2 separate regions of the Homo sapiens genome follow, and region 2 is linked to region 1. A link is an interaction called in ENCODE POLR2A ChIA-PET data of the cell type or tissue named here. Cell type or tissue: OCI-LY7. All regions are shown on one strand. Links, peaks and the distances in the headings refer to the core of each region. The heading gives the core; the rest is flanking DNA.

What was found. ChIA-PET counts read pairs that join two places held together with the same protein. Peaks named below come from ENCODE experiments on the same cell type or tissue, not always from the same donor. Only the 100,000 strongest peaks of a DNase experiment are listed, where the experiment ranks them.
Region 2: POLR2A ChIA-PET joins it to region 1 with 5 read pairs; 1 of 35 experiments calls an interaction of 5 or more read pairs at or near these places.

What each region holds. Positions count from the first base shown.
Region 1 is chr19:3,208,981-3,218,152 of GRCh38, forward strand. It overlaps NCLN (nicalin), which reads left to right. Exons shown (of 15, transcript NM_020170.4): 15 at 1-595. Among named protein-coding and RNA genes, the nearest start is that of CELF5, 11 kb to the right of the region's middle. In OCI-LY7, for the core only: no CTCF peak of the experiment used is centred there; DNase peaks (open chromatin) are centred at 4,501 and 4,881; H3K4me3 peaks cover 303 bases; H3K27ac peaks cover 1,848 bases.
Region 2 is chr19:2,885,096-2,894,267 of GRCh38, forward strand. No RefSeq gene overlaps it. Among named protein-coding and RNA genes, the nearest start is that of ZNF57, 11 kb to the right of the region's middle. RefSeq lists a silencer at 2,490-2,667. In OCI-LY7, for the core only: CTCF peaks have their summits at 2,430 (motif pointing right) and 2,645; DNase peaks (open chromatin) are centred at 2,486 and 3,716; H3K4me3 peaks cover 2,001 bases; H3K27ac peaks cover 2,150 bases.

The DNA of each region.
Region 1 (9,172 bases), core at 2,345-7,344:
GTGCCGAGCAGGCTTGGTGGGGAAGGGACTTGAGCTGGGCAAGTCCTGGCCTGGCACCCGCAGCCGTCTCCCTTCCGTGGCCCAGGGAGGTGTTTGCTGTCCGAAGGACCTGGGCCGGCCCATGGGAGCCTGGGGTTCTGTCCAGATAGGACCAGGGGGTCTCACTTTGGCCACCAGTTCTTCGGCCAGCACCTCTGCCCTCCAGAACCTGCAGCCTGGAGGGGTGAGGGGACAACCACCCCTCTTTCCTCCAGGTTGGCAGGGGACCCTCTTCTCCCGTCTGCCCTGCGGGTTGCCCGCCTCCTCCAGAGACTTGCCCAAGGGCCCATCACCACTGGCCTCTGGGCACTTGTGCTGAGACTCTGGGACCCAGGCAGCTGCCACCTTGTCACCATGAGAGAATTTGGGGAGTGCTTGCATGCTAGCCAGCAGGCTCCTGTCTGGGTGCCACGGGGCCAGCATTTTGGAGGGAGCTTCCTTCCTTCCTTCCTGGACAGGTCGTCATGATGGATGCACTGACTGACCGTCTGGGGCTCAGGCTGGTGTGGGATGCAGCCGGCCGATGAGAAAATAAAGCCATATTGAATGATCGCCACCAGTGTTTGGTCTGGGGGCTGTGAGAATTGGATTGTGACAACTGTTGGGGGTTCATGTTCCTCCAGGGGGTGACAGTAGGGGCAGGGCTGTGTGGAGAGTACGTCACTGACTTGCCCTCTGCTGGAGTGAGGCTCCAGCCTATCGTGGGCCAGGCCTGTGCCCAAGGCTGCTGGGCCGTGCAGGAGAGGAGGGCCTGTGTACAGGGTCTTGTAGGTGATGGATGGACCTGTTTCCTGGGCCACCATCACAAAGCACCACCAACTATGGGGCTCAGAACACCAGAAATCCACCCTTAGTGTCTCCGAAGCCCCAAGTCCAAAGTCAGGGTGTTGGCAGGGCCCCCAGGGCGGGTCCTTCCTGCCTCTCCTCCCAGCTTCTAGGGCTCCCAGCATCCTCGGCTTGTGGCCGCGTCATTCCAGCCCCCACCTTGTCCCTGTCTTCCAAGGACCTCCGTCACATTGGATCAGGGCCCATCTTGCTCCAGGAAGATGTTCCCCCTAACTAATGACCTCTGCCAAGATCCCATTTCCAGTTGAGGCTAAAGGCTGAGGTTGTTTTGGACATGAATCTGGGAGGACTCTGCAACCCTGGATGGCGGGCAGTGGGCTGTGTGAAGTCGGCTTCCAACCCCAGCCCCAGGTTCAGAGAGGTCCCAGCAGGGCACCATACTCGGCTAGCTTTGGTTTACTGAGAACCTACACAGCAGGTGCAGAACTAGGGTTGGTCCCTCCTGGTCAGAAGCCCCGGGGACCCTCCCAGGTTCTGCCCGGTGCCCAGGCCCCCTTCCTGGCCTGCCCAGCTGTCGGGCTCAGTAAATGCTGGTGGAGCTGCCATGTGTCCCTGGCCTGAGATCCGTGCTCTCGGGGAAGGAGGAGAGGCAGAGATGTGCCGGTGAGAAGAAGCAGGGAGAGGTGGGGGCGTGGGGAGGCCAGGGCAGCTGAGGAAGCTGCCCTGAGGGAGGCAGTGTCCTGCAGACTGGCTGGAAGGGAGGGTGTCTGAGCTGCGACCTGAATGATGAGGCAGCCGGGGTGAAACCTGGAGGAGAAGATTGCAAGCAGAGGCACAGCCCACCTGTGCAAAGGCCCTGGTGCAGGACGGCACCGGGCGTGTTGGAGGAACAGCAGGAAGGCCTGTGTGGCTCGAGCAGAGGGAGTGAGGGTGGGGAAGGGACAGGGCAGGTTGTGCAGGGCCTGGTGGGCCACGGGGAGGACTTGGGCTTTGACCCCAGGGCAGCTGGGAGCCATGGAGGGCTGTGGGTAGAAGAGCGACAGGCCCTGACTCAGGTGCTCCCAGGCGCCCTCTGACGGCTACCGCAGGGAGGACAGACGGGAGTGGCGAGGGTTTAGCCTAGGACCGGGTAGAGGTGACTGGGCTGGCACAAGTGGAGGCAGAGAAGGATGGGCTCATCCTGTTCCCCCTCCACCGCTGTGTTCCTGGAGTGCAGAGGAGGGGCTACAGAGATGCTTCCAGAACCAGTGTGTGGCCTGGACCAAGACCTGGACTGCTGGGGGCTTCCTGAGCAAGACCCACATCCCTGCAGTCAAAGCTGCCTCTTCTCAGACCAGGGAACTTCAGAAACAGGCAGGGAACCCACCCCCCCACCAGGGTCCCCTAGGAATCGGCAACAGAGCCTCAAACCCAGCACGGGGTCTCTGCCTCCCCAAAACATGTGGCAGGAGAAGCTTGTTCAGGAGGGAGAGGAGGGAGGGGATGGACCCAGAGCGAAAGGCAGGCAGGGCAGGGTTGCAGGAAAAGAAAGAGGCTCACCTGACTCCGGAGCATGGGGCCGCTGGCCACTGGGGATGGAATGGCGGGGGCAGTGCTTACCTGACCCCGGAGCATGGGGCCGCTGGCCACTGGGGATGGAATGGTGGGGGCAGTGCTTGGGCTTCCCTGGGCGGCGAGCAGAGGCCAGGTTCGGCCCCCACGTGCTGTGTGGCCCTGGGGCATGGGGGCTGTGCCTCCCTGGACCAAATTTTACCAGTTCAGGGGGCTCTAGGGTCCAGGGGTTTGACCTTCTTGGGGTCCTGCGTGATTCTCCAGGAGCTTAGCAGGGCCAAGAGTGGACAGTGGCTGCCCACCTCTGTGCAGGCAGAAGGTGGCTTTGGCCCCATCGTGGACCCAGGCAAACCCCATTTTAGAGGAAAAGCCAGCCCATCATCTTCCCTGCTAACATACACAGGTAATTTTTCCTTTTTTTTTTTTTTTTTAGAGACAGGGTCTCACACCCGGCATGGTGGCTTCACGTCTGTAATCCCAGCACTCTGGGAGTCAGAGGCAGGAGGATCACTTGAGGTCAGAGTTTGAGACCAGCCTGGCCAACATGATGAAAACCCGTCTCTGCTAAAAATATAAAAATTAGCCGGGGGTGGTGGTACACATCTGTAGTCCCAGCTACTCGGGAGGCCGAGGCAGAAGAATCCATTGAACCTGGGAAGCGGAGGTTGCAGTGAGCCAAGATCATGCCACTGCACTGCAGCCTGGGCGACAGAGCGAGACTTTGACTCAAAAAACATAAAATAGGGTCTTGCTCTGTCACCCAGGCTGGAGTGCAGTGGTGCAATCATAGCTCACTGCAGCCTTGACCTGGGCTCAAGTGATCCTCCTGCCACAGCCTCCCAAGTAGCTGGGACTGCAGGCAAATGCCACCATGCCCGGCTACATTTTGTAAATATTTTTGTAGAGATTGGATCTTGCCATGTTGCCCAGGCTGGTCTTGAACTCCTGGCCTCAAGCAATCCTCTCACTTCAGCCTCTGAACGCACTAGGAATACAGGCATGAACCACTGTGCCCGGCCGGATTAGTTTCATTCAACTATCGATTCAGCGAACACTTGAACTCTGCTCTGCCAGGTCCTGTGCCAGGCTCAGGGATACAGGCGTGTGCAAGAGACGCTGGCCTGGACGCCATGGGGCTCGCAGTCCACTGTGGGAGTTGGATAATAAGTGGTCAAGTAGGTGGGCTGCCTTCAGATGGTGATCAATGGCTGGGTGCTGTTTTACAATTGAGTCCACACTGGAGGCTCCCTGAGGAGGGACTTTGAGGTTTTGTTTTGTTTGCTTGTTTGTTTTTTTGAGACAGTCTTGCTCTGTCACCCAGGCTGGAGTGTAGAGGCCCTATCTTGACTCACGGCAACCTTCGTCTCCTGGGTCCAAGCGATTCTCCTGCTGCAGCCTCCCTGAGTAGCTGGGACTAGAGAGGTATGCCACCAAATTTTGTATTTTTAGTAGAAATCAGGTTTTGGCATATTGGCCAGGCTGACCTTGAACTCCTAACCTCAGGAGATCTGCCCGCCTCGGCCTCCCGAAGTGCCGGGACTACAGGTGTGACACCACGCCCGGCCTGTTTGAGTTTGACTCTGTCACCCGGGCTGGAGTGCAGTGATGTGTTCTCGGCTCACTGCAACTTCCTTCTCCTGGGTTCAAGCAATTCTCATGCCTCAGCCTCCTGAGTAACTGGGACTACAGGCACCTGGCTAAATTTTTTTATTTTTAGTAGAGACAGGGTTTCACCATGTTGGCCAGGCTTGCCTCAAACTCCTGACCTCCGGTGATTCCCCGTCGCAGCCTCCCAAAGTGTTGGGTTTATGGGCGTGAGCCACTGCGCCCGGCCTGGAGGGGGCTTTTGAGTGAAATTGGAATGACAAGGATTATTACATCATGTGGAAATGTGGGGACAGTGGTTAAGGCAGTGAGCACAGCCGGTGCAAAGGCCCTGGGGCAGGATCGCGCCTGGTGTGTTGGAGGAACAGTGAGGAGGCCCATGTGGCTGGAGCAGAGTGAGCTGGGGGAGAGAGTGAGGCAGGAGAGAGAGGGAGGAGGGGGAGAAAGGAAGGGGAGAGGGAGGAGGGAGAGGGAGGAAGCAGGGAGGTTTCAGGCCATGCAGGGCCTCCTGGGGGAAGGGGAGGGTAAGGAGAGCAGAAATGGTGTCTGACCTTCACTGAATCTGGAAAGGTCACCGGCAGCCAGAGGACAGTTATGAAAATGAAACGAGGCCGGGCGCTGGGGCTCACACCTGTAATCCCAGCACTTTGGGAAGCCAAGGCAGGCGGATCACAAGGTCAAGAGATGGAGACCAACCTGGCCAACATGGTGAAGCCCCGTCTCTACTAAAAATACAAAAATTAGCCGGGCGTGGTAGCACGCACCTGTAGTCCCAGCTACTCGGGAGGCTGAGGCAGGAGAATCCTGTGAACCCAGGAGGCGGAGGTTGCAGTGAGCTTAGATCGTGCCGTTGCACCCCAGCCTGGGCGACAGAGCATGACTCTGTCTCAAAAAAAAAAAAAGAAAGGAAATGACATCGAGCTGCCCGTGTTGGGCACATGTGAGGCCTCTTTCCGGGGCTCCCTCGGTGCCCTCAGGCCTCACCTTAGCCCCGGTCAACCCTGGGCAGCAGTGAACGAGGAAGACAAAGACGTCCCCCCAGCAAGGGTATTGTACTACCTCCCAGAGGCCAGGTCCAGGGGCCATGATCTCTTCCTGGAGGCCTTTTAAGTTGATAAAACATCAGCTAATGTCCCTTGAAACCAGCACAGTTTCTCTCCAGAGGTGCTGTCCACTCTATGCATCTTTCTCATTTTTTATATTTTTTGTAGAGATGGAGTCTTGCTATTTGCACAGGCTGGCCTCTGTCTCCTGGCCTCAAGTGATGCTCCCGCCTCAGCCTCTCAAAGCTGTGGGAATACAGGTGTGAGCCACCGCGCCTGGGCCCCTGGGTAGATGCTTTTTTTTTTTTTTTTTGCTTTTTTTTTTGAGACGGAGTTTCGCTTTTGCTGCCCAGGCTGGAGTGCAGTGGCACGATCTCAGCTCACTGCAACCTCCACCTCCCAGGTTCAAGTGATTTTCCTGCCTCAGCCTCCCGAGTAGCTGGGATTACAGGCACCCGCCACCATGCCTGGCTAATTTTTTTATTTTTATTTATTTGTTTATTTATTGAGATGGAGTCTTGCTGTGTCACCCAGGCTGGCATGCAGTGGCACAATCTCGGCTCACTGCAACCTCTGCCTCCTGGGTTCAAGTGTTTCTCCGGCCTCAGCCTCCTGAGTAGCTGGGATTACAGGTGCGTGCCACCACACCCAGCTAATTTTTGTATTTGTAGTAGAGACAGGGTTTCACCGTGTTGGTCAGGCTGGTCTTGAACTCCTGACCCCGTGATCCACCTGCCTCAGCCTCCCAACGTGCTGGGATTACAGGCGTGAGCCACTGAACCTGGCCAATTTTTGTTATTTTTAGTAGAGATGGGGTTTCGCCATGTTGGCCAGGCTGGTCTCAAACTCCTGACCTCAGGTGATCCACCTGCTTCGGCCTCCCAAAGTGCCGGGATTACCTGTGTGAGCCACCGCGCCCAGACTTGGGTAATTGCTTTTCAGATGCTCATGTTACAGATGGTAACATGGAGGCCGAGCACAAGGGGTTCAGACGTGGATTGGACGAATCTGAGGGCCACGCCATTAGCCACATACTGAGTGGAGTGGGCGAAAAGGGCCCAGGTTTAGGTCACCGGGATAACCAGTGTCCAGAGATGGACGGCACTTACCTGAGGCCACAGAGCAGGTGAGGATGAGCCCCAGCGGGAGCGAGTAGCCAGGGAGCCGGCCTGCCTCCTGGGCTGGGGAGAAGACACTGGAAGAGCCTGGAGACCGCCCAGCCTCCCTGATTCCACGCTAGACATTTAATTCTTTCTTTTTCTTTTGAGACAGAGTCTCGCCCTGTCACGCAGGCTGGAATGCAGTGGCGTGATCTTGGCTCACTGCAGCCACCGCCTCCTGGGTTCAAGTGATTCTCCTGCCTCAACCTCCCGAGTAGCTGGAATTTGCAGGTGCCCGCCACCATGCTTGGCTAATTTTTTTTTTTTTTCAGCCAGTGGTGTAAATTTTCCTTTAAGAGATAGTAAGGTGTTTTCTGTCACCCAGGCCGGTGTATAGTGGCGCAATCATGGCTCACTGCAACCTAGACCTCCCAGGCTCAAGCGACCCTCCCACCTCGGCCTCCCAAGTAGCTGGGACTGCTGGTATGTGCCACCGCGCCCGGCTTATTTTTGTATTTTTGTAATTTTGTAGAGATAGGGTTTCTCTTTGTTGCGCAGGCTGGTCTGGAACTCGTGGGCTCCAGCGATTCTCCTGCCTTGGTCTCCCAAAGTAGTGGGATTACAGGCGTGAGCCACCACGCCAGCCACCTGGTCAAATGAAGCTTTTTTTTTTTTTTTCTGAGACGGAGTCTGGCTCTGTCGCCCAGGTTGGAGTGCAGTGGCACGATCTCGGCTCACTGCAAGCTCCGCCTCCCGGGTTCACGCCACTCTGCTGCCTCAGCCTCCCGAGTAGCTGGGACTACAGGTGCCCGCCACCACGCCTGGCTAATTTTTTGTACTTTTAGTAGAGATGGGGTTTCACCGTGTTAGCCAGGATGGTCTCCATCTCCTGACCTCGTGATCCGCCCGCCTCGGCCTCCCAAAGTGCTGGGATTACAGGCGTGAGCCACCGCGCCCGGCCGCAAATTAAGCATTTTTAAAAGAGCTGATTGATATCAAGGAAAACATCAAATAGTACTGGTGCCCCTCACACCCATTAGGATGGCTACCATTAAAAAAAAAAAAGCGTGTTTTCCCAGCACTTTGGGAGGCCGAGGCAGGTGAATCACTTGAGGTCAGGAGTTCAAGACCAGCCTGACCAACATGGTGAAACCCCATCTCTGCTAAAAATACAAAAATTAGCCAGGCGTGGCCGGGCGCGGTGGCTCACACCTGTAATCCCAGCGCTTTGAGAGGCTGAGGCGAGCGGATCACGAGGTCAGGAGATCGAGACCATCCTGGCTAACACAGTGAAACCCCGTCTCTACTAAAAATACAAAAAATTAGCCCAGCGTGGTGGCAGGTGCCTGTAGTCCCAGCTACTCGGGAGGCTGAGGCAGGAGAATGGCGTGAACTCGGGAAGCAGAGCTTGCAGTGAGCCAAGATCGCTGCAACTGCACTCCAGGCTGGGTGACAGAGTGAGACTCCGTCTCTCTAAAAAAAAAAAAAAAAAAAAAAAAAGCCAGGTGTGGTAGTATGCACCTATAATTCCAGTTACTCGAGAGGCTGAGGCAGGAAAATCACTTGAACCCAGGAGGTGGAGGTTGCAGTGAGCCAAGATCGTGACACTATACTCCAGCCTGGGTGACAGAGCAAGTCTCTATCTCAAAAAAAAAAAAAAGAAATTTAAAAATAGAATTGCCATAAGAGCCAGCATTCCCACTCCTGGGTATATTCCCAGCAAAACGGAAGGCATGAGCTGCATCCTGCAAAATTCCAGGTGCCTTGACTTGCCCCCTCAGAGAAATGGGGATGAGAGTTCCTGCTGGGTGTATGGCAGACACCGTGAACAGTGTCACCGTGAACAGGGACACAGAGATATTTGTACACCCATGTTCACAGCAGCACAATTCACAATAACCCCAAAGGTGGAAACAACCCAAGGGGTGGTGGACAGAAAAATGGATCAACACACTGTGGTCCATCCACACAGTGGAATATTACTCAGCCATGAAAAGGAAGGGAATCCTGACGCAGGCTACAGTGCGGAGGCATCTTGAGGACCTCAGGCTCAGTGAGAGAAGCCAGACACAGAGGGACAAATGCCGTGTGATTCCACTCCTAGGAAGTCCCTGGAGTCATCAAATTCACAGAGACAGAAAGTAGGATGGGGATGCCAGGGGCTGGGGAGGGAGATGGGGAGTGAGTGTTTCATAGACTCAAAGAGTTTCAGTTTGGGAAGATAAAGTTCTGGAGAGGGTGGAGGTGATGGTTGCACAGCCACGTGAATGTGTTTTTAACGCTGCTGAACTGTGCACTTAGAAGTAGGTCACGCTGGGCACAGTGACTCACGCCTGTAATCCCAGCACTTCGGGAGGCCAAGACGGGTGGATCACCTGAGGTCAGGAGTTCGAGACCAGCCTGGCCGACATGGCGAAACCCCGTCTCTACTAAGAACACAAAAATTAGCCAGGCATGGTGGCGGGCACCTGTAATCCCAGCTACTTGGGAGGCTGAGGCAAGAATTGCTTGAACCTGGGAGGTGGAGGTTGCGGTGAGCTGAGATCACGCCACTGCACTCCAACCTGGGTGACAGAGCGAGACTGTCTCAAAAAAAAAAAAGAAAAAAAAAAAAGAAACCGGGTGCAGTGGCTTATCCTTGTAATCCCGGCACTTTGGGAGGCTGAGGCAGGCAGACTGCTTGAGTTCAGGAGTTCAAAACCAGCCTAAGCAACATAGCAAGACCCCATCTCTACAAAAAATAAAAGAATTCGCTGGCATTGTGGCTCGAGCCTGTGTCCCAGCTACTCGGGAGGCTGAGGTGGGAGGATCACTTGAGCCCGGGAAGTTGAGATTTCAGTGAGCTATGATTGAACCACTGCACTCCAGCCTGGGCAACAAAGCGAGACCTTGTCTCAAAAGAATAAAATACAAAATGGTTAAGTGTATTATTTTGTTATGTGTATTTTATCACTGTTTAAAAAAAAAAAAAAAAATAAGCCAGGCGTGGTGGCTTACGCCTGTTATCCCATTACTTTGGGAGGCTGAAGTGGGTGATTATCTGAGGTC
Region 2 (9,172 bases), core at 1,568-6,567, 320 kb before region 1:
TAAAGTTTACTAATTTTAAATAACGGAAAACAAAATAAGCAAAGTCTCATTGATGAACTAAGAAAAAATTAAAACTCATCCAATCTTTGATGTTTAGTTTGCAACAATAGTAGTTTCCACTTCTCAAAGACTCGTGACCCATCAAGACTTTTTTGGAACCCATTATAAAGTTAGGAAGCACTTGCCAGGGTCATAGCTGCCCTCACCGCAGCCACTTAACCTGAGGGAAGCCACAGGGCACCAGCAATGCCCCTCTAAGTTCACACCAAGTTCCTGGGGTCAGAACTCTGAGAATGCTGTGGTTTGGAACCTAAAAGGAATTCTACAGAGTTCCAAAGGGGATCCTTGGGTGGAGGGAAGGAGTGTCTTATCCTTGGGCATTTGAATCACGTCTTCCAAGGTTCTATCCTGAGGCCATTTGCAGCTCAGTTCTAGCTCCCTGACATATCAGGGTCAAACCCAGTTTTGTTTTTGTTTTGAGACGGAGTTTTGCTCTTGTTGCCCAGGCTGGAGTGAAATGGCGCGATCTCAGCTCACTGCAACCTCCGCCTCCCGGATTCAAGCGATTCTCCTGCCTCAGCCTCCCGGGTAGCTGGGATTACAGGCATGCACGACCCTGCCCGGCTAATTCTGTATTTTTAGTAGAGACTGGGTTTCTCCATGTTGGTCAGGCTGGTCTCGAACTCCTGACCTCAGGTGATTCGCCCGCCTGGGCCTGCAAGTTGAACCTGCATATCTTTGGAGATCTGGAACACACGCTAAGTTCAGAACCAGAACCGGAAGTGCTGAGGAGCTTTCCTTCTAGTCCCGCCCCTCACGCTGTCGCTTACGCTTCCAGTTAGCAACTTGGTCGTGGAAAACACCTGCCTGTGGCCAAGAGACGTGAAGTTAGAGCTTCAGAAGCGTCCAGGCCGGGCACAGTGGCTCACGCCTGTAATCCCACCACTTTGGGAGGACAAGGCGGGCGGATCACTTGAGGTCAGGACTTAGAGGCCAGCCTGGCCAACATGGCGAATTCCTGTCTCTGCTAAAAGTACAAAAATTAGCCGGGCGTGGTGACGCATGCCTGTAGTCCCATGTACTCGGGAGGCTAATGCAGGAGAATCGCTTGAACCCGGGAGGCGGAGCTTGCAGTGAGCCGAGATCGCGCCACTGCACTCCAGCCTGGGCGACAGAGCAAGACTCCATCTCAAAAAAAAAAAAAAAATATATATATATATATATATATATGAATAAAGTAATCTCACATTTGAATGAAGAATCATGAATCCTAATGGGACAATAGGGTGCCCAACTGTTCATATATTTATAAAGGAGTGGGACTTATTCCAGGAACTTAAATGTTTCCATATTGGAAAATCCAAATACGTTCATATAATTCACCAAGGAGATGAGAAATATCCTCAGGGAGGTAAGGGTGTATTTGTACATAAGTAAATTTCTATTTCTGTTTAGAAATACTTGTTTAGATCGCTTCTCGGCCTTTTGGGTAAGATCAAGCGTAAAAATACTTGTTTAGGAAAATAATTCCTTAAAGTGATTAAAAATACAACTATCTCAAAATTAGAGCCAAATTCAAAGACTTCATACATTAGTAGGGTCACCTGGTGTGGATGGAAGGACATGTCACATAATGCCAGTGTTCTGACTTTCTATGGCTGCATAATGCCGCCCCCAAAATTATTTATTTATTTTTTATTTTTTGAGACGGAGGTTTGCTCTTATTGTCCAGGCTGGAGTGCAATGGTGCGATCTCGGCTCACCGCAACCTCTGCCTCCCGGGTTCAAGCGATTCTCCCGCCTCAGCCTCCCGAGTAGCTGGGATTAGAGATATGTGCCACCACGCCTGGCTAATTTTGTATTTTTAGGAGAGACGCGGTTTCTCCAGGTTGGTCAGGCTGGTCTCAAACTCCTGACCTCAGGTGATCCGCCCTTCTCGGTCTCCCAAAGTGCTGGGATTACAGGTGTGAGCCACCGCGCCTGCCCCCGCCCCCCTAAAATTTAGATCACAACAACCACATTTATTTTGCTGAGGAACCTGATATTTATCCAGGACTGGGCAGAGGCAGCTCATCTTTGCCATTCTCCAGTTCCACACGGGCACAAATTGGGGTGGTTTTTTCGCATTCGTTTTTATAGGGCCTTTCACGATGTCTTTTTATCTCGGGAACCATGGGGAACTTTACGGCAAGTAACAATGTTCACACATAAAACAGGACGGTGTCATTTTTCTCTTTTTGTGCACACAAGTGTCAATTTTTACTGCACCATCAGTAAGTCTAGATTTAATCCAATATGAAAGAAAGTCAAACCCATCACAAAAGAGCAAGGTTATTCTGGCTTGAGCTCTAAAATGCACAAGTCATTGTCCTCTGCAGTCTTGTAAATAGCCTGACATCAGTTGTTTTAAGGTTTTAAGTAGTCTGCGTTTTCATTAGTTATCACTAGATGGTAGCAGAGAGCATCGGTCAGAATTAATAAAAGAGGGTTAAACCAGCTCAAGCAAGCGAAGCCAATGGCTGTAGTATTTAGGAAGCTGCTCAGACCAAGGCTATGGCTGAAGCAGCCCACCCATTCTACACACACGTGGGGCCCAGGAACCTTTGTAAAGTCCTCTACTGTTGGACCTTGTGTCTTGCCAAGTGGCTGTCAGTGTAGGCTGGCATTTAGTGCTGCGTGGCCTTATTGATGGTTACAACCATTTTTTCTGCTTTGGTACCACCCGCCATCTACCGGAACTCTTCAGTACATCTCCACGTGGATCTGAGCTGAGCTTCTCCCGCTTTCTCTGAGAGCATTTCCAGCCAATATGTGTCTGCTTGGTCATGTCCTTGCCTCTGCCCCTTAGCCAGGAACTTTACACAAACATAAAATGTATCTATACCTCTACATCATGCCATAAATGAAAATTGTTTCCAGATTTATCACCGAAGATAAATGTGAAAACATAAGAGATCATGAATTGGAATAAGCAAACATTTCTGAAAACACAAAAACACCATAAAATAGAATGAACAGATATTAGAAGCTACAAAACAAAAGGCACCATAGCAGAGTGAAAAGAGAGTTTATAGAATGGAAGAAGAAACGTGCGATACACAGATCTGGCAAAGGGCTTGCATACAGAGTCTAAACGCTCCTATAAATTACTAAGAAGGCAGGCAGCACAATAGAGAAGTAAAATTACAGATTTGATTAATCATTCACAAAGGAAGCTTGTCCAAGTGGCTAATATTTAAATGATAATTCAGTTTTTTCTTAAGGGAAATGCAAATTAGAGCGAAAATGACATACTACTACTCCCTACCATACTGACTGAAAGCCCAAAACATCCAGGAAAATGCTATTGCTGAATATGTGCAACAGAAATGCTAAGTTGTGGCTGGCACAGTGGCTCACGCCTGTAGTCCCAGCATTTTGGGAGGCTGAGGCGGGAGGATCGCTTGCGCCCAGGAGTTCAAGACCAGCCTGGGCAACACAGTGAGACCACCCCCCCCATCTCTAAAAAGAAAAAATAAATAAAAATTAAAAAAATGCTAAGTTGCTACAACGTCTTTGGAAAACTGTGCCTTTTGCATGGCTCGGTATGTTTAGATACACAAATCCTTATTGTGGTGGAGCCCCTTCCTTCCGAGCTTTCCGGAAAACCAACGACACAACTCCCCAAACAGGAAGCACAACCCGCTTGCACCTGTGCACCATGCTCGGTTGGAGCTCCCAGCTGCCTCCAGGGCACAGCGGCTTTGGAGGAGGGGCCGCGTTGCATGCTGGGAGCAATCTGAGGGGCGGGACCCTAGCGTTTAAGGGCTGTCCTTTTTTGAACCACATTTCCAAAGCGCTCGGGTTCCCCGAGTGGTGCCCCAAGCAGTGGACGAGCAAGGTGCCCGAGAAGGAGGGGACCACAGACACCGCCTGGTGTCCACGGACTACCAGGAAGCCAGGGGGCGGTGGCCTCCGTGGGGAATGCGCATGTGCGGTCCCGAGCCTCAGGCTAGCGTTCGGGACTAGAGTGGGGCGTCGCCGCCGCATGTTGCACCTGTCGGCAGCGCGGCCTCTCCCGGATGTGACGTAGCGTGACGCCTGCAGGATTGATGCTGAAATGACGAGGTGGCAGCGCCGGTTCCTGTAGCTGAGGGGTGTGAGTTCGAGGTCTGATTGTCCTCGTTTTCTACTTCCGGTCACCTCACTGCCACATGGCAGGCCTCCAGGGGAATACGCTTAAGATGAGACACCTGCGCATCTCTCTTTTTTTTTTTTTTTTTTTTTGAGACGGAGTCTCGCTCTGTCACCCAGGCTGGAGTGCGGTGGCGCAATCTCGGCTCACTGCAAGCTCCGCCTCCTGGGTTCACGCCATTCTCCTGCCTCAGCCTCCCGAGTAGCTGGGACCACAGGCGCCCGCCACCACGCCCCGCTAATTTTTTGTATTTTTAGTAGAGACGGGGTTTCATCGTGTTAACCAGGATGGTCTCCATCTCCTGACCTTGTGATCTGCCTGCCTCGGCCTCCCAAAGTGCTGGGGTTACAGGCATGAGCCACCGCGCCTGGCCTCTTTTTTTTTTTTTCTTTTGAGACAGAGTTTCGCTCTGTCACCCAGGCTGGAGTGCCGTGGCCTCATCTTGGCTCCCTGCAACTTCCACCTCTCAGGTTCAAGCCATTCTCCTGCCTCAGCCTCCCGAGCAGCTGGGACTACAGACGCGCACCACCACGCCCAGCTAATTTTTGTATTTTTAGTAGAGACGGGGTTTCACCATGTTGGCCAGGCTGGTCTCGAACTCCTGACCTCAGGTGATCCACCCACCGCGGCCTGCCAAAGTGCTGGGATTACAGGCGCGAGCCAGCACACCCGGTCACACCTTTGCATCTCTAGGCAAGATTCGTAGTCAGAAGACACAAAACCAGACTTGGAATTCCTGATTTAGGGTTGAAATGGCCTCAAGCCTGGGAATACGTGCAGATACCTAAGGACTGGAATTCCGCCCAGGATGACCCTCAAAGGGAAGTTCACGTTTCAGACCTACGGTGTGTGCAGAGCTCAGGCCCCAGGAACTTGGGGACAGAGGTGCCTTCTCGCTTCTCTCTGAATCTGTGTCTGAGGTGAGAGAGGCATGGCCCTGGTGGCCTTTCTTAATTTCAGGTTGGGTTCCAAGAAAGCAATGACGGCTCGCGATTTCTTCTTTCTCACGCCATTCTCTGTTCGGTTGCCAAGGAAGTGGAAAAAAATTGGTTTTGCTTATCTAAAAAGGTTCAGGTGAGTTTATTTTTATTATTTATTTATATGTATTTATTTTTTGAGATGGAGCCTCGCTCTGTCGCCCAGGCTGGAGTGCAATGGTGCAACCTCTCTGCAACCTCCGCCTCGCGGGTTCAAGCGATTCTCCTGCTTCAGCCTCCTGAGTAGCTGGGATTACAGGCATTCGCAACCACGCCCAGTTAATTTTTGCATTTTTAGTAGAGACGGGTTTCACCGTGTTGACCAGGCTGGTCTTGAACTCCTGACCTCATGTGATCCACCTGTCTCCGCCTCCCAAAGTGCTGGGATGACAGGCGTGAGCCACCATACCTGGCCGACTTGCTGTTTAATTCAGCAAAAAGGTGTTGTATTTCTGCTTTGCTGTGACATGTATCGGAAAATTGAGCATATGGAAATAATGAGTGTGAAGAGCAGCATGTGCTCCTGTTTGGGCATTATGCCTCATTAGAAAAAAATCTGGCCTTTCCGGAGGTTGCAGTGAGCCGAGATTGTGCCACTGCACTCCAGCCTGGGTGACAGGGTGAGACTCAGTCTCAAAAACAAAACAAAACAAAAACTACCATCTCCTATAAAAGGGCATTAAAATTTTCCAAAATTTGGGATTTTGAACACCGTCCCAATTTAGTATCAAAGTATTTTTGAGAATGCCAAATATCCTTTGATACTAAATTGGGACGCTGTTCAAAATGACACAGTGTCTGCAGCTCACCTTCATTATTCCTAGACTCTCCCTTACCATCCACAGCTCTTCTTGCATCTACCGGATCACCAAGAACTTGCACAGCTATCATTCTGCTTGTAGGAAAGGGCACATGCTGGATTAAAACCGTGCAGATGACCACATCCTTTTACAAACCAGGGGCAACTCTGTGGCTTCCTAGGCTACAGATTCTCTCAGACTACACTAGCAGCAAATTGAGAAGGCCACCTCTTTAATACAATTTACAATTCATTCAAAAGGACTCTATAAACAGCCACACTTGATGGCCCGAATAACTGGTGAGACTCTGGTGACCTTTTCACTTCATAGGTACATATCATATTACCTAAAGCTTTTGAGCATTGCAAAAATAAAGATGGACCGGCCAGGCATGGTGGCTCACGCCTGTAATCCCAGCACTTTGGGAGGCCGTGGCAGGCAGATCACGAGGTCAGGAGATCGAGACCATCCTAGCTAACACGGTGAAACCCCATCTCTATTAAAAATACAAAAAATTAGCCGGGTGTGGTGGCGGGCACCTGTAATCCCAGCTACTCAAGAGGCTGAGCCAGGAGAATCACTTGAACCTGGGAGGCGGAGGTTGCAGTGAGCCACGATTGCGCCATTGTACTCCAGTCTGGGCAACAGAGCAAGACTTCATCTCAAAAAATCAATCAATAAATAAAGATGGACCATGAGAGTTTTATTTTGTAGGAAATTATTACTCTGTTAACTCCATGAATGCAGGACTGGGTATCACTCCACACTATTTACAAACACCCTGAGCAGTCCCTGTGATAGTGTTTACTTAACACATACTGAGTGATGGAAATATAAATTAATAAATACATCCTCATTCTCCAATGCCCCACCATCCATAGAAAAAATGCAAAATACGTCCCTCTGTTTTCCCGATTATCTCCCTTGTGGATTATTTTCTTCCAAGACCCATTTTTTTTTTTTTTTCGGACGAAATCTTGGTCTGTCGCCAGGCTGGAGTGCAGTGGCAGGATCTCGGCTGACGGCAACCTCCACTTCCCGGGTTCAAGTGATTCTCCTGCCTCAGCCTCCCCAGTAGCTGGGATTACAGGTGCCTGCCACCAGGCCCGGCTAATTTTTGTATTTTTAGTAGAGACGGGGTTTCACCATGTTGGCCAGGCTGATCTCGATCTCTTGACCTCATGAACCGCCCACCTCAGTCCCCCAAAGTGCTGGGATTACAGGCGTGAGCCACCGCGCCTGGTCCCCAAGACCCGTATTTTTTATATCAAGTCTCTACTTGTTACATTAAAATCTTTACTTTTTAAAAAAAATCTCTTTTCCCAGAAAAATACACGCCCTCGAACTGCGAGGACTTATTCTATATTGAGAGCCTGCTGTGTCTTGATTACTTTTCAGCCTAATTTTTTGTTTTGAGCTTACAATGCCTGGTATATAAGAGAGGCTCAAAAAGTAGGATCAGGTTAAAATCATGGTCTTTGGGCTAGAAGGAATTTTTCTTTTCTTTTCTTTTCTTTTTCTTTTTCTTTTTTCTTTTCTTTTTTTTTTTTTTTTGAGACAGAGTCTTTCTCTGTTGCCCAGGCTGGAGTGCAGTAGCACAAACTCGGCTCACTCCCGGGCTCAAGTGACTTTCCTGCCTCAGCCTCCCAAGTAGCTGGAACTACAGGCACATGCCACTGCACATGGCTAATTTTTGTATTTTTTATAGAGATGGGGTTTCTCCATGTTACCCAGGCTGGACTTGAGCTGCTGAGCTCAAGTGATCCGCCCACCTCAGCCTCCCAAAGTGCTGGGATTACAGGCGTGAGCTACTATACCCAGCCTACGAAGACTTGTTCTGAATCCTGATCCTACCTTATAACTTGCTAGCTTTGTAATCTGTAAGTCTGTTACCCACAAAAGGAGACAATAAATGTATCTACATTATAGTTTTGGAAGATTAAGTGAATTTATATATGTTCATTGAATTATAGGAAACAAAACCATACCAGATATATGGTAAGCAATATTCAACTCTTTACATGGAAGGAAAAATCAGCCCTTGAGAACTGGGACCTGGCCTGGCATTCGTCCCACGCCACATGATTCTGTTGAACAGCAATGATTTTACACCACCCCGACATCAGATGGGGCCACGGGGTGAGAATGAGCAAAGCAAAAACAAGAGTGCAGGGAAGTTCTCCAGGTGGCCTGAGACTGACCCAATCTTCCCCACTCTTGACTGTAGCTCTCAAGAATAACTAGAATGTACTGGGAATGCAGCCGGGCACGGCGGCTGATGCCTGTAATCCCAGCACTTTGGGAGGCCAAGGTGGGCGGATCACCTGAGGTCAGGAGTTCGAGACCAGCCTGGCCAACATAGTGAAACCACGTCTCTACTGAAAATACAGAATTGGCCGGGCGTGGTGGCTCACGCCTGTACTCCCAGCACTTTGGGAGGCCGAGGCGGGCGGATCACGAGGTCAGGAGATCGAGACCATCCTGGCTAACACAGTGAAACCCCGTCTCTACTAAAAATACAAAAAATTAGCCGGGCATGGTGGCGGGCGCCTGTAGTCCCAGCTACTCAGGAGGCTGAGGCAGGAAAATGGCATGAACCTGGGAGGCGGAGCTTGCAGTGAGCCGAGATTGCGCCACTGCACTCCAGCCTGGGCGACAGAGCCAGACTCCATCTCAAAAAAAAAAAAAAAAAGAAAGAATGTACTGGGAATGCAACATTCCGAGATAAGCGGGGAGCTGGCTAGAACACTCAGGTTCTGCTCTAGTCCCCGCAAGAACAGGATGTTCTGCTTTAGCCCAGCATGTTCTCTTGCCCCTGAGGTATATCACCTGGGGCAGGCTGCCTTTTGGGGTCCCTAATATGGAGTGCAAGTGAGGCTCCATCTGCTCCATTTGAGACTCCATCTGCTCCAGGCAGCTGTCTGAGCCTTGGAGGAGCAGCTCACAATGAATTGTAGGCTTCTGTTGTCCCTTGCTGCCTATCTGTAAGTAATAAACCCATGAAATTCCATGTAACTCAACGAGTTCCATGTAACTTGTTGTATGTGGGTGTTCTCTCTCACCAGAGTCAGATAAGTTGCTAACCAGTGCACACTGAACCTGCTTCACAAAGAGTACTGTGTAATCATGTCATTACACGGAATAAAAAATTATGCAAACAGGCCAGGCGCTGTGGCTCACGCCTGTAATCCCAGCACTTTGGGAGGCCGAAGCAGGTGGAT